2 separate regions of the Homo sapiens genome follow, and region 1 is linked to region 2. Evidence: chromatin contacts called from ENCODE Hi-C or POLR2A ChIA-PET data. All regions are on one chromosome and are shown on one strand. Each heading gives the region's core, a stretch centred on a gene start or an enhancer-like site at or near the end of the contact. The rest is flanking DNA. Distances are from core to core; before and after follow the strand shown. Region 1 overlaps GALNT17 (polypeptide N-acetylgalactosaminyltransferase 17). Region 2 overlaps GALNT17 (polypeptide N-acetylgalactosaminyltransferase 17).

Region 1 (6,560 bases), core at 233-2,732, 72 kb after region 2:
TTGTTGTAAAACCTAACAAGAGCACAAAGCAGGGGATAGACTCAGGAAGAGAGATTAATACACTCTCTGAAACGCTTTGTACTGATTTACAGGCTTTAGGAAATATTTTCATGAGTGTGTGTGACACCTCTCTCTCTGTCTAGCACATAGTATTCATTTATAAACCTACCTCCCTGCTGCCCTACACATTTAATAAATGTGCTTTAAACTCATTTACTCACCCCCAGCAACCTTATGAGTAGTTACTATTTTTAGCCCCGTTTTACAGAGAAGCAACTAAAGCACAGAGAGATTGAGAAACGTGTTGAAGGGTGCACAGCACATGTGGAGGAACTGTGATCTGCACTCAGACCTTCTAGTCCCTGGGGTATCTCACTCTCCCCCCTTGTATCTCCTCTATCTCTCAATTTTTTATTATAGAATGCAGATCACGAGGTCAGGAGATTGAGACCAGCCTGGCCAACATGATGAAACCCCGTCTCTACTAAAAAAATAACAAAAATTAGCTGGGCGTGGTGGTGGGCGCTTGTAATCCTAGCTACTCTGGAGGCTGAGGCAGGAGAATCATTTGAACCCGGGAGGCAAAGGTTGCAGTGAGCCGAGATTGCACCATTTTGCCCCAGCCTGGGCGACAGTGCGAGACTACGTACCCTCCCCACCCCACCAAAAAAAAAAAAAAAAAAAAAAAGAAACGAATTTTCTAAACATATATAAGGTAAAGAGAATAATATAATGGACTTAATGTATGCATCACTTGGCTTCAGCAATTCTCCTTTTATAAAATGCATTCCAAACCCTTACCCTCTTCTGCCTCTTTCAGCAAATTTGTTTGAGGTGGTGGATGTTTGCTGAGTGGACGGATGAAAAAAAATAGTTGAAGAGTAATTGCCATTTGATACAGAACAGAAGAGCTTAGCTTTGGTTTAAGCTGTTCATTTCCCTCCCACAGTCTGAAGTTCAGCTGCAGGAAAAAAAAATAAAAAAGAAAGAAAAGTAATTTAAGTAATTTAAATTCTGCCTGCTGACTTAGTTTTGTCCTCATCTTATCTGACCTTATTTAATCAGAGAAAAAAAAAAGAAGAAAAGAAAAGAAAAAAAAAGACTGGGAAAGCGTTTTCTAGGAATTTCATCATGACCCTTTAAACACATCTTCCATTTACACTTATATAATTGTTTCATACGGGATAGTGTTAATAATACCAAATTTCATTCCTAAAGCAAGCTGACAAAAGCATTTAAAGACTTGCTCATTCCAAATGTGTTAGAGCAGCTGAGAATCACGATCTGGTGCCAGTTCATTTGCTTTCAATACTTCCTGCTTTTGGGTGCTGCATATTTTCTTTACAATAGCCCATAGTTAGGGCCATATCCATACACCCCAACTCCAGATTCCTGTCACGCGCCTTCCAGTGCAAGAAATGATCATGCTTTAGGGTGCACGGGGCACAGTCTAGCATTTTCCTTGCTTTCCACATCAGGGTGATGATGCTCAGAGATGTAGAAGAGCTCCCAAAGGGGTGGCACTGACCAGTGGCCACGTGGCTCCCTGGGCCTGTTCATCCATCCCGGTTTGTTCTGAGATAACCTCATGTCCAGGAAACAGCCTTGGCTAACGTGCCTAGGAGCAGTTTTTGAAAGAATCTGAGCTCACGGAAATGAAGTAAAAAATCTCTGGCACTCATTCAGGTTTTTTATTTAAGATTTATTAAAGGATAATTTACAGGCGATAACATTCACCCTTTTTGGGTGTACAGTTTGATGAGTGTTGGCAATGGATATGTAGCTGTGGATTTACCACCACAGTTAAGATGCAGAATAATCCCATTTTGTGGTCAGTCTCCAACTCATCCTTAGCAATCACTGATCTGTTCTCTAATTCTTCCTGTCTTTTTTATTTAGTGGTGGGGACAGGGTCTCACTCTGCCTCCCAGGCTGGAGTGCAGTGGCACGATCACAGTTCACTGCAGCGTCGACCTCCCAGGCTAAAGCGATCCTCCCGCCTCAGCCTCCCGAGTAACTAGGACCACAGATGGGTGCCACCATGCCCAGCTAATCTTTTAATTTTTGTAGAGATGGGGTCTCCCTATGTTGGCCAGGCTGATCTCAAACTCTTGGGCTCAAGCAGTCCTCCTGCCTCGGCCTCCCAAAGTGTTGGGATTACAGGCATGAGCCACTGTGGCCAGTTGTCCCCTATTTCTATGGTTTTGCTTCTCTAGACTGTCATACATTGGAAATGGAATCATGCAGTATGTAACCTTTGGGGCCTGGCTTCTTTCACTTGAATGATTTTGATACATGCTATTCCATGTATTGGGAGTTTCTTTCTTTTTTACTGTTAAGTAATTTCCGAAGTATGGATGGACATTTGGGTTGTTTCCAGTTTGGGGGAATCATGAATAAATCTTCTATTAAACATTCATATACAGTCATGTGAACATATGTTTTCATTTACCTTGGGTAGATACGTAGGAATGGGATTCCCAGGTATCATGTGGTGAGCGTATGTTTCACTTTGTAAAAAAACGCCAGCCTGTTTTCCAAAGTGGCTCTACTATTTTGCATTCTCACAGCTATGTATCAGGCAGAGTTCAGGTTGCTCCACATCCTTGGTGACACTTGGTATTGTCAGGTATTTTTTTAAGCCATTCTAGTAGGTGTGTAGATGTCATGCAGGCTTTTGTACATGGAAGGGCAGGAATGTCTTGGGGGAAAGTCAGCCTCAGTTACTGCTCCCATAAAGCTCTTTCTCCTGCAGCCCTTCAACCTGCGCTTCAGACAATCGACAGCAGGATTCCCTGTTTAGATTCACTTTGTGCCAACAACCTGTGAGGCTTGGCAGCCTAAGGCCTGGATGCCCTTTGGTGAGAGGCAGGCACAGTAACAGGGCAGACAGTGACCAATATGACATGAGGAGGCCTGAGATGATATTTCTTCTCTGATACTTACTGCTCTTGTAACATCCCCACATCATTTAAGCTCTATGTCTGTCTCTCCTGTTATGTAGAAGATATAGAGTTAATCATGTCTGCTTTTTCACCCTACCGGAGAGCAAAGAAGAGCCTTGAAAGTTGAAATGTTCAATTCAGAGAAGAAAGAAGAGAGCACGATCATTTTTATTGCTTTTGAGTTGCTGCCAGCTAAAACCTCAGGTCCAAAGTAAAAACACTCCTGTTATTAGCAGTGAAGGTTGACAAGACTGTTTTTCATCCATCTTATTGTTTTTTTAACAATTTTATATGCATATAATTCCATGATAATGACATAAGAACTGCTTGGAGAAGAAACTGCATGTTCTTTTGTGATTTTTAATATAAAATTCTCTTTGGGCTAAGGCAACCCCTTGTAATCACTCACCTCATTTCCCTGATACCAGTTCTCTGAAATGTTATTGTAGACCTTGCTCCAATTTCAAACGCTGTCAACTCTTGCACATAAAAACAGTTGTTTATATAGTTTGTGGATTACTCCTTTTCCCTCTTGAACTATTTGTTTCACTGCTCAATGCTATTCCCAGTTGGTTCTGACAGGAGAAATGGAAGATAATGAAATATCGGCTAGATTATTTTCTCCCTGGTTATAGCTATTGTGAAAGTTTGGCTAAAATGTAGTATTTTTGTCTGTCTGGAGATTTGAGTTGTTCTTGCTATCTCCCTTTTCTCTGTTAGCAAAGTCAGCAAATGGTTGAATCAAGGTAGACAATGAAGTATTCCTGTTTGTGGTCTCCAGTTTCTGTCCTATAGACATCACAAGGTTATTTGCAGAGTTTGTATGAAACAATGTTTTTGGAGCCTAATTCTCATTTGTACTTTAGAGCCAACAGATGTTTCTTTTAAGAACATAGGAAAAGAGAGTGAGATAAAGAGACTTTGGCTAAGCATTCTTTTGATCAGCCATGAAAAGTTTGACTTTTAACTGTTGGTCAAATACAATCATGGCATTTCCAAAAATTTTTCTCTAATGAGATAATGTGTGTGTGTGTGTGAGAGAGAGAGAGAGAGAGAGAGAATGAGAGACACACAGAAAGAGAATGTGAATCATAGGTTTCCACTGACCTGTTTTAATTTTAGAGACTCATTTCAGGGATGTGCACCCACAGAAAAATGCCTGGCATCTAAGCATAGCATGTGCCACACTGAAGAATATTCTGGTTCATTTCAAGCTGTACTATGCTGGTAAACCAGCCCTCTGGGTAGGGCGAGGGCATATGTTCGGTGGTGGTGGTAGGGAACCTTCATTTGTGGCTTTTGCCTGTTTCCCTGGTGTACATATTTCTACTCTGGTGGATTTCAAGTTAGCAGCATTTGGCAGCTAGTTTGCAAAAGTCCTAAATATTTAACAGTAGGCTCTGGGGGAGCTGGCTTCAGCACACCACTCATTTTGAGGGACATTCTGCTTTTTATTTGATGTATTAAATGGATGTTTTTAGAGATAGGGTCTCTCTGTTGCCCAGGCTGGTGTGCAGTGGCATGATCATAGCTCACTGCAGCCTTGACCTCCTTGTGCACAAGTGATCCTCCTGCCTCAGCCTCCTGAGTAGCTGGGACTACAGGTGTGCGCCACCACACCTGGCCAATTTTAAAATTTTTTGTAGAGGCAGGATCTTGCTATGTTGCCCAGGCTAGTCTTGAAGTCCTGGCCTCAAGCAGTCCTTCTTCCACGGCCTCCAAAAGCGCTGGGTTGGCAGATGTGAGCCACTGTACCCAATGCTCATTCTGCTTTTTATGTATTTCACTTTTGCACAGATCCCCTAAGACATTGGTCTGGAACACACCATCCACATCAGTGCACATGAAAATAGTTCAAAATACATTAAAAGATGCCCCCTGGCTGATTTTGGCATGACCAGTAGTACCTACAACTCTGTGTTCTTGTGTGTTTGTGCAGGCTCACCAGCCTGTGGATGTCCAGGTACCCCGCAGAGGCTGTCAGCAGGAAGAGTCTGGGCAGACAGGAAAACTCAGGGCTTCCTTCTGATTTGCATTTCAAAATGAAAATGAGAACTTTTCAAAAAAATAGTTATCCTGCCAACAACATTGTTATACTACTGATGGGCTGGGGACCATGCTTGGCCCTGGGGGGTCGAAAGGGGAGCAGACCACAGTCCCTGCCTCTGGCCCTGGGTCACCATAGTGGGGGCTGAGGCAGGCTGTGAGGGTCTGTATTGGGAGTTCGGCTCTTGAACAAATCTACTGAGTGGTTTCAGTACTGGGAGATCCTGAAATGGTTTGTCTTTGCCTACAGCCATCTTGGAAAATGGCTTAATCTCTCCGGCACCTCTCAGTTTCCTCCTTGGTCAAGTAAATATAATAATCCTTCCCTTATAACAAAGATTCTCAGAGTCAGAAGTTGCAGGGGGGTCCTTACGTTAATAAATGCAGCATCACCTGCATACTTCTTAGAAATGCAAATTCCCAAGATGTAGTGACTCACGCCTGTAATCTCAGCACTTCGGGAGGCTGAGGTGGGAGGATCTCTGGAGGTCAGGAGTTCAAGACCAGCCTGGGAAACATAGTGAAATCCCATCTCTGGAAAAAAGAAAAAAGAAATGCAAATTCCCAGGCCCCACCTTCAGACCCTGAAGATCAGAAGCCCTGTGATGGGCTTGTGTTTTACCAAGCCTTGCAGGTGATGTTGGTGCTGAAACCAGCTCTTGTGTGAGACCCACTGAGCTGCAGGGCTGTTAGGGTCACCATGGCCTTTTGTGAACACAGCTCAGCGCCTGTCACATGTAAAGGCTCTATCTACGGCAGTTCCATGGGGGACACAAATAGCTAGAAAGCGTTTTGAGCTGTCTGAAGGTTGAGGAAGTGGGATGCACGTGGTGCTAGCTTTATTTTGGGATAGGAAGGAGAGAAGGAGGCAATGTTCCTTTTGCAGGATCTGTTGATAGAACTCTCCTTCCCCTAAGGCATCAACTGCCTGGTTCTCTTACTGCCAATGTTAGAAGCTCCCTTCCCCACAAGTTGTGGCCCAGTTCTTTGTCCTGACTCTTGGAGTCCTGGGAGATCGTGGGTCTTCCTGAATAGAAGTAGAAATGAACTATGCGATGGGCTCCTCTGCACAATCCACAACCACCAGCTCCTTAGCTACTTATACCCCTGGCCTACTTGTTTCATTTTCTTCATAGCACTTATTATTCCTGGCACTTAATTTTGTGATTTGTTGCTATAATGTTTACTTGTCCCTGGTCTTCCTTGTCCATCAGAACAGAAGCACTCTGAAGGCAGAGACATTATCTGTTTTGTTGGCTGCGGCCTCTCCGGCACCTGAGAACAGCAGCCGGCATGTGATGGGTGCCCCTGTAAATGTCTGTGGAATGGCTGACTGGCTAGCTGGGTGGGTAGCAGGGCAGGTGGCTGCAGGGGTGGGGGTGGTCCATAAGAGTGAGTGTTCTGAGCTGAACATACAACTGCCATTCGATCCAGTAATCCCACTACTGGATATTCACTCAAAGGAAAAGAAATCATTCTATTTAAAAGATACCTGCACTTGTATTGTGCCATTCACAATAGCAAAGTCAAGGAATGATATGGTTTGGCTCTTTGTCCCCCACAAATCTC
Region 2 (6,310 bases), core at 75-2,574:
AGTCCCCACTTTCCTCCACTCCCCCACTCCCCTTCCCAGCCTCTGGTAACCATCCTTTTGCTCTCTATCTCCATGAGTTCAACTGTTTCAATTTTTAGCCTCCACAAATAAGGGAGAGTCAGCAATGATTATCTTTCTGTGCCTGGCTTATTTCACTTAACATAATATCCTCCAGTTTTATCCATGTTGTTGCAAATGACAGGGTCTTATTTCTTTTTAGGGCTGAATAGTACTCTACTGTGTATATGTATCAAGATTTTCTTTATTCATTCATCTGTTGATGGATGATTATGTTGCTTTCAAATTTCTTTATTTATTGTAATCTTCTGTAAAAAGGGGATGCAGGCCAGGCACGGTGACTCATGCCTGTAATCCCAGCACTTTGGGAGGCCGAGGTGGGCGGATCACCAGAGGTTGGGAGTTCGAGACCAGCCTGGCCAACATGGTGAAACTGTCTCTACTCAAATTACAAAAAAATTAGCTGGATGTGGTGGCGGGCTCCTGTAATCCCAGCTACTCGGGAGGCTGAGGCAGGAGAATCGCTTGAACCCAGGAGGCGGAGGTTGCAGTGAGTTGAGATTGTGACATTGCACTCCAGCCTGGGTGACCGAGCGAGACTCTGTCTCAAAAAAAAAAAAAAAAAAAGGATGCAAATACCAACTTCAAGTGGGTATGGTGTGGGTTAAATTAGAAATATGCACATAGTGGCCCCCAACAAATGTTGGTTCTTTTCTGCTCTCCCATCCAAAAGCAATAACTAACCGAAATGGGTGTAGTGAGTATTTGGGCATTGCTGCAGTAACAGAAAGACCTTCAGTTTCTTGGCATCATTTCCTTCATTTATTGAGTTATGTTCCATGCTCTTTGCTGACCTGGACTCTACTTACTAAACATGGTCCTTCGCTAGAGAGATCGAGAAGAAGCCAAAAAGTCTTTGAGCTTCCAGGATTTTCTCTGGAGACAGCTAACCTGGACTACCAGTAAGTGGCCAACACCAGCTGACACTAGCTGACGCTAGTTGGACTGACACCAACACAGACCTGTAAGAATGAAGAACCTCCTAATTAACGACGCTATAGCTTGGGAAGATAGGTACTTAAGATTGACAAGCCATTTTAGTCTTGGTTTCTGCAGGTGGTGTGGCCGAACATTCAGAATCAAAGCAATTTTCACTTCATTTCATCCAGAAGGTCTCTATGTTTTCTTATAAAGAGACTGTATTTTGCTCCTCTCTCTCCCCACAAAAAGAAATCTGGTCAAAACTAAGCACATTCCCTTCGTTTATGTGTTGGCTGCCGTGGTTCATAAACTTTAGTAGGTTTCAGAATCACATGGAGAGCTTGTTGAAACATGAAATGCTGGCACGATCCTCAGAATTTCTGATTCCTTAGGTCTTGGCGGGGCTTGAGATTTTGCCTTTCTAAACTGTTCCCAGTTCATGTTGATACTGTTAGTCCTGGATAATACTTTGAGAACCTCTATGTGGCCGCGGCCTCTATCAGAGCATAACCGGGCCGTGGCTGAGATACATCTGTCTTATCTGTCAAGAATGACTCATTTAAGCACTTCACTGCGCTGCATGTCCTTTGATTAGGTGGCCAAGGGGGTGGCTAAAGCTGAATTTACAAGGCAAGGAGCCCTGAAATTCTTCTTTGAAAGATCTCGCAAATGATCTATTTATTTTTCATGGGATGATTTTCCAGATCTTTGGTTTGCTTTCCTGTTTGGCTTGTGTTAGAACACTACTGTTCCTAAAGTTGTAATTTTTGTAACCCATTGGCATATGTAAGTGGTTTACACAGGTTCTTGTGGATTAGGATTTCTAACCGTCCATCATCTGTCTGTCCACTGGCCCACTCACCTACTCATCCATTCATCCATCTGTTTACCCTTACCCTCTCTGTCCCACTCATCCATCCACACACACATCCATCCACTAACCCCATCCATTCATCCATCCATCCATCCATCCATCCATCCATCCATCCATCCATCCTGCCTACCCTTCTGCTCATTAATCCATTCATCTGCTCACCTGATCCACCCGCCCACCCACTCACCCCATCCACCGACCCACCCATCCATCTGTCCATCCTTCCACCCATCCATCCATCCATCCATCCATCCATCCATCCATCCATGTATGTGTCCACCCACCCACCCATGCACTTATCCATTAGCTCACTCCATCCATCCATCCACCCACTCATCTATCCATATGTATATTCATCCATCATCCATCCATCCATCCAACATAACACACTTGTAGACTATAGAGATATAAAGAAAAATAAGACCATGTCGCCATCCTCAAGGGGTTTATGGTACTGTAATAGAACCTCCTCTTTTTTGTCTTCCTTACAGAAAAGTGTGCATTTCTTGCTTTCTAGTGAGTTGAGATAATAGTTAAATCCATTAGATTAATATTGACCTTTCTTGTAAACACACATCTCCTCAGAAAATGTTTTGAGAAATCTGCTGACTTCTTGAAGTAAAGGCACAAATGTCTTTAACCCAGTAAGTACCTTTTGTTGAAAATCAATTCCTTCCAAGGAAGCTTTTCATAGCCTCTTGGTGGTGATGACAAGAAGGTTTCCTCTGAATAAGTATGGTATGTTTTAGAAAGTTCTGCCACGTTATCATGTTGGCTTGAAAGCCCCATGTCTTTATCAGTAAGTCTGGCCCGTGGCTTCGTGCAAGATGTTTGTAGATGGTGTGTTTGTATTGATGGAGCATCTGCTCTGGGTCAGCCTGCACTGCATGCTCAACCATTAGAGAGCACCCATGTAAATAATTCTAGACCACCTTCCTTGGGATCCTTTGACCAGACACATTTTGGCATTTACTACTAGGTGCAGTAATAATCCAGGTGACTGCATGTCCACTGGTGTAAATGGTTTTAATGGTTCCTAGAGGCTGGATTTTAAGTGTTAAAATCACTCTCTGTGTCCCTTCATCCTGCAAAAGTGTTCAAAAACTTGAGTTATAAACTTTTCTTAAAATACCTGAATTATTTTCATCTCTCCTTATCCTAGTTCCATCTTTATTTAAACACATGGAGCTTTTTGCGTGGTTATAGTCATTATGGATATTCAGTTTTTTTCTGCTTTTCTCACATTACATTATTTAGTAAATATTCTTTCCTGCTCCTACATAGCTATGATAACTCTATAATAGTGCACAGTTTAATGTACCTTTATTGCTTTTCCATTTTCTATCACTTAGTTATTAGGTCGTTTCTATTTTTTTAAAAATAATGAATGTTTCTATACCTAGCATCTAGACTCAGAAAACAAAACAAAACTCAACTCTTTTTTCCTTCTTTAAAATAATTACTTACGTACATTTATATGATGTTATTTATATGTATTATTATTCTGATTATATTTTTAAACACTCTTGATATAGTTAGTCAGACTTTCTTCCCAAAGAATTCAGGCAATTCAGTTATCTCTCTGCCAAAATTGGGCTTAATGGTTTTTCTTTGTTTTTCTAATTTTAATTTTAAAGAGTGTGCCCACTGTTTTGATTTGCATTTCTTTAATTACTGACATCATTAAATCCATTTTCAGTAATTGGCTTATTAAAGGAGTTCTGTTTATGTGTTCGTGTATGTGCAGGAAACTGGTACCATATTTTTTCTTTGTATGGGGGTGTGTGTGTTTATTTTTATATATATATATATAATTTGTGTGTGCATGCGTGTATGGCTTAATACTATACATGTGTGGATTTTCCAGTCATATTGGCTTTCTTTTCATGTGTTTTTTTCTGGCCTCATAATACTGATGCCTGCTGAGAACTCAGATATTTATTGAGTGAATGAATGTTTATCTTTGCTCTGATTCTCTTCTGTTATACACATTCAAAACTCTTACACGGGAGGACAATGTTGTTTGTTTTATTCCAGGTTTTCTTATTTGATTTGTGATATTTAGCTTATTTTTTGGCCACAAAATTTAGATTGGATACGGATCTAAGTTTGTTTTTCTCCATTTTTTTTGGTTTGATTTCTGTCCTAATGCATGAAATTATACTTTATTTTACTTTGCCAGTTTTTTTTTTTTTTTAGTTTTTTGAGATGGAGTCTCGCTCTGTCACCAGGCTGGAGTGCAAATGGCATGCTTTCGGCTCACTGCAACCTCCGCCTCCCGGGTTCAAGCAATTCGCCTCCCTCACCCTTCCGAGTCGCTGGGATTACAGGCACACGCCACCACACCCAGCTAATTTTTGTTATTTTTAGTAGAGACGGGGTTTCACCATGTTGGCCAGGCTGGTCTCAATTTCTTGACCTCAGGTGATCCACCCGCCTCTGCCTCCCAGAGTGCTGGGATTACAGGCGTGAGCCACTGCGCCTGGCCTACTTTGGCAGTTAAATTCTTTAAACATTTGGGATCTATGTCTGGGATGCCTCTTCTTTCTCAGTGATCTGTGACTTGGTTTTAAGGTATTTTTTACTCCTTATGACATGTTTGTTTCAAACATATTATAATGTTCAATGAAGAAAATCCTCTTTTATTCATTCCTTTCCCCCAAATAGTATTTTTTTCTCTCGTTTTTTTCTGTTTTAAATTGCATTTTACATAAAACAATATAAATAAGCAATGAAAAGTTTTCCAGGGCAAAAGGAGCATAAAGTGCAGACCTTTATTCTGTAGCTTCAGTGAAGTATAATTAGATAAATTTTAATTAAATTAAAATAATTCATCACACAGACAATATTATAACAGGAGTAGAGAAAAGAAAGTGAAACTTTCACCCACAGTCATCCATAACAGTTTTTTCAAGTGTACACATTTCTGTTTAAAGGTATGTGAAGTCTGCATTGTTTTAATTCTAGCTTAGCTTTAGTTGCATATTTGCAATTTTTCATTTAACTTTATGTCACAAAGATTTTTTCCATATTAGTATTTTTCTTTTTTAAAATGTAGTTGAATCAAACATTTAATTAAGTAATGATTGTATATCTTTATTAGGTACACTGTAATGTTTTAATATCTATATACATGATGGAACAATTAAATCCATCTAATTAACATGTCCATCATTGCACATACTTATCTATGGTGAGAACATTTAAAACCTACTCTCTTAGCAATTTTCAAATATGTGATACTTTATTAATAACTGTAGTCACCGTGCTGTGATATTTCCAAAACTTATCCCTCCCGTCAAACCGAACCTTTGTAACAAAACCCCACGGCCACTGCCACCAGCCTTTGGTAAACACCATTCTATTCTCTGCTTCTATAAGTTTGACTTTTTTAGATTCCACATATAAGTGAGATTACGCAGTATTTGACTTTCTGTACCTACTGTTTTCACTTAGATTAATGTCCTCCAGGTTCATTCACGTTGTTGCAAATGACAGGATTTCCTTCTTTATAAAGGCTGAATAGTGGGTATATGTATACACACGTGCACACACACACACACATACATACACACACACACCATTTTCTTTATCCATCATCCATTGATGGACACTTAGGTTGATTCTGTGTCTTGGCTATTGTGAGTAGGGCTGCAATGAACATGAGAGTGCTGATATCTTTTCAACATACTAAGTTCAGTTCCAATGGATATGTACCCAGACGTGGGATTGCTGGATCATATGGTGGTTCCATTTTTAATTTTTTGAGGAGCCTCCATACTGTTTTCCATAGTGGCTGTATTAATTTTCCATTTCCACCAACAGCATACCAGGGTTCCTTTTTCTCCACATCCAACACTTATCTTTCGTCTTTTTGAAAACAGCCATTCTAATGGATGTGAGGTAAAATCTCATTGTGTTTTCAATTTGCATTTCCCTGATGATTAATGTTATTGGACATTTTTTAATATACTTGTTGGCCATTTGTATCTCTTCTTTTGAGAAATATCTATTCAGATTCTTTGTCCATTTTTAAAATTAGGTCATTTATTTCTTTGCTCTTGAGCTGTTCAAGTTCCTTATAAATTTTGGATATTAACCCCTTGTCAGGGGCATGGTGTATTAGGCTGTTCACACATGGCTATAAAGAAATACCTGAGACTGGGTAATTTTTAATAAAAGAGATTTAATTGGCTCATGGTTCTGCAGGCTTTGCAGGAAGTATAGTGCTGGCATCTGCTCAGATTCGAGGGAGGCCTCAGGAAGCTTTATAATCATGGCAGAAGGCGAAGGGGGAGCTGGCACGTCACATGGCAGAAGGAGGAGCAAATGAGAGAGTGGGTCAGGAGGTACCACACACTTTTAAGTGACAAATATCCAGACTGTGTCATATTTTTCAAATTATTTTCTCCCCGTCCATGGGTTGTCTCTTCACTC

What was found. A loop is a pair of places that touch in the nucleus more often than their neighbours do. ChIA-PET counts read pairs that join two places held with the same protein, here RNA polymerase II (POLR2A). Pooled maps may share reads with other maps.
Region 1: a pooled map shows a loop between it and region 2 (2.2-fold over the local background). The contact joins two enhancer-like sites. A Hi-C loop is called at or near these places in 1 of 50 pooled maps. POLR2A ChIA-PET finds 5 or more read pairs at or near these places in 3 of 52 experiments (H1, HEK293 and WTC11).

What each region holds. Positions count from the first base shown.
Region 1 is chr7:71,269,874-71,276,433 of GRCh38, forward strand. All of the region lies in intron 1 of GALNT17 (polypeptide N-acetylgalactosaminyltransferase 17), which reads left to right. Among named protein-coding and RNA genes, the nearest start is that of MIR3914-2, 35 kb to the right of the region's middle. Within about 2 kb of position 1,483, at least 4 of the 41 ENCODE cell types and tissues checked have a DNase peak (open chromatin) inside an H3K27ac peak, as active enhancers do.
Region 2 is chr7:71,197,572-71,203,881 of GRCh38, forward strand. The region is part of intron 1 of GALNT17 (polypeptide N-acetylgalactosaminyltransferase 17); the gene reads left to right. Among named protein-coding and RNA genes, the nearest start is that of GALNT17, 69 kb to the left of the region's middle. Within about 2 kb of position 1,325, at least 4 of the 41 ENCODE cell types and tissues checked have a DNase peak (open chromatin) inside an H3K27ac peak, as active enhancers do.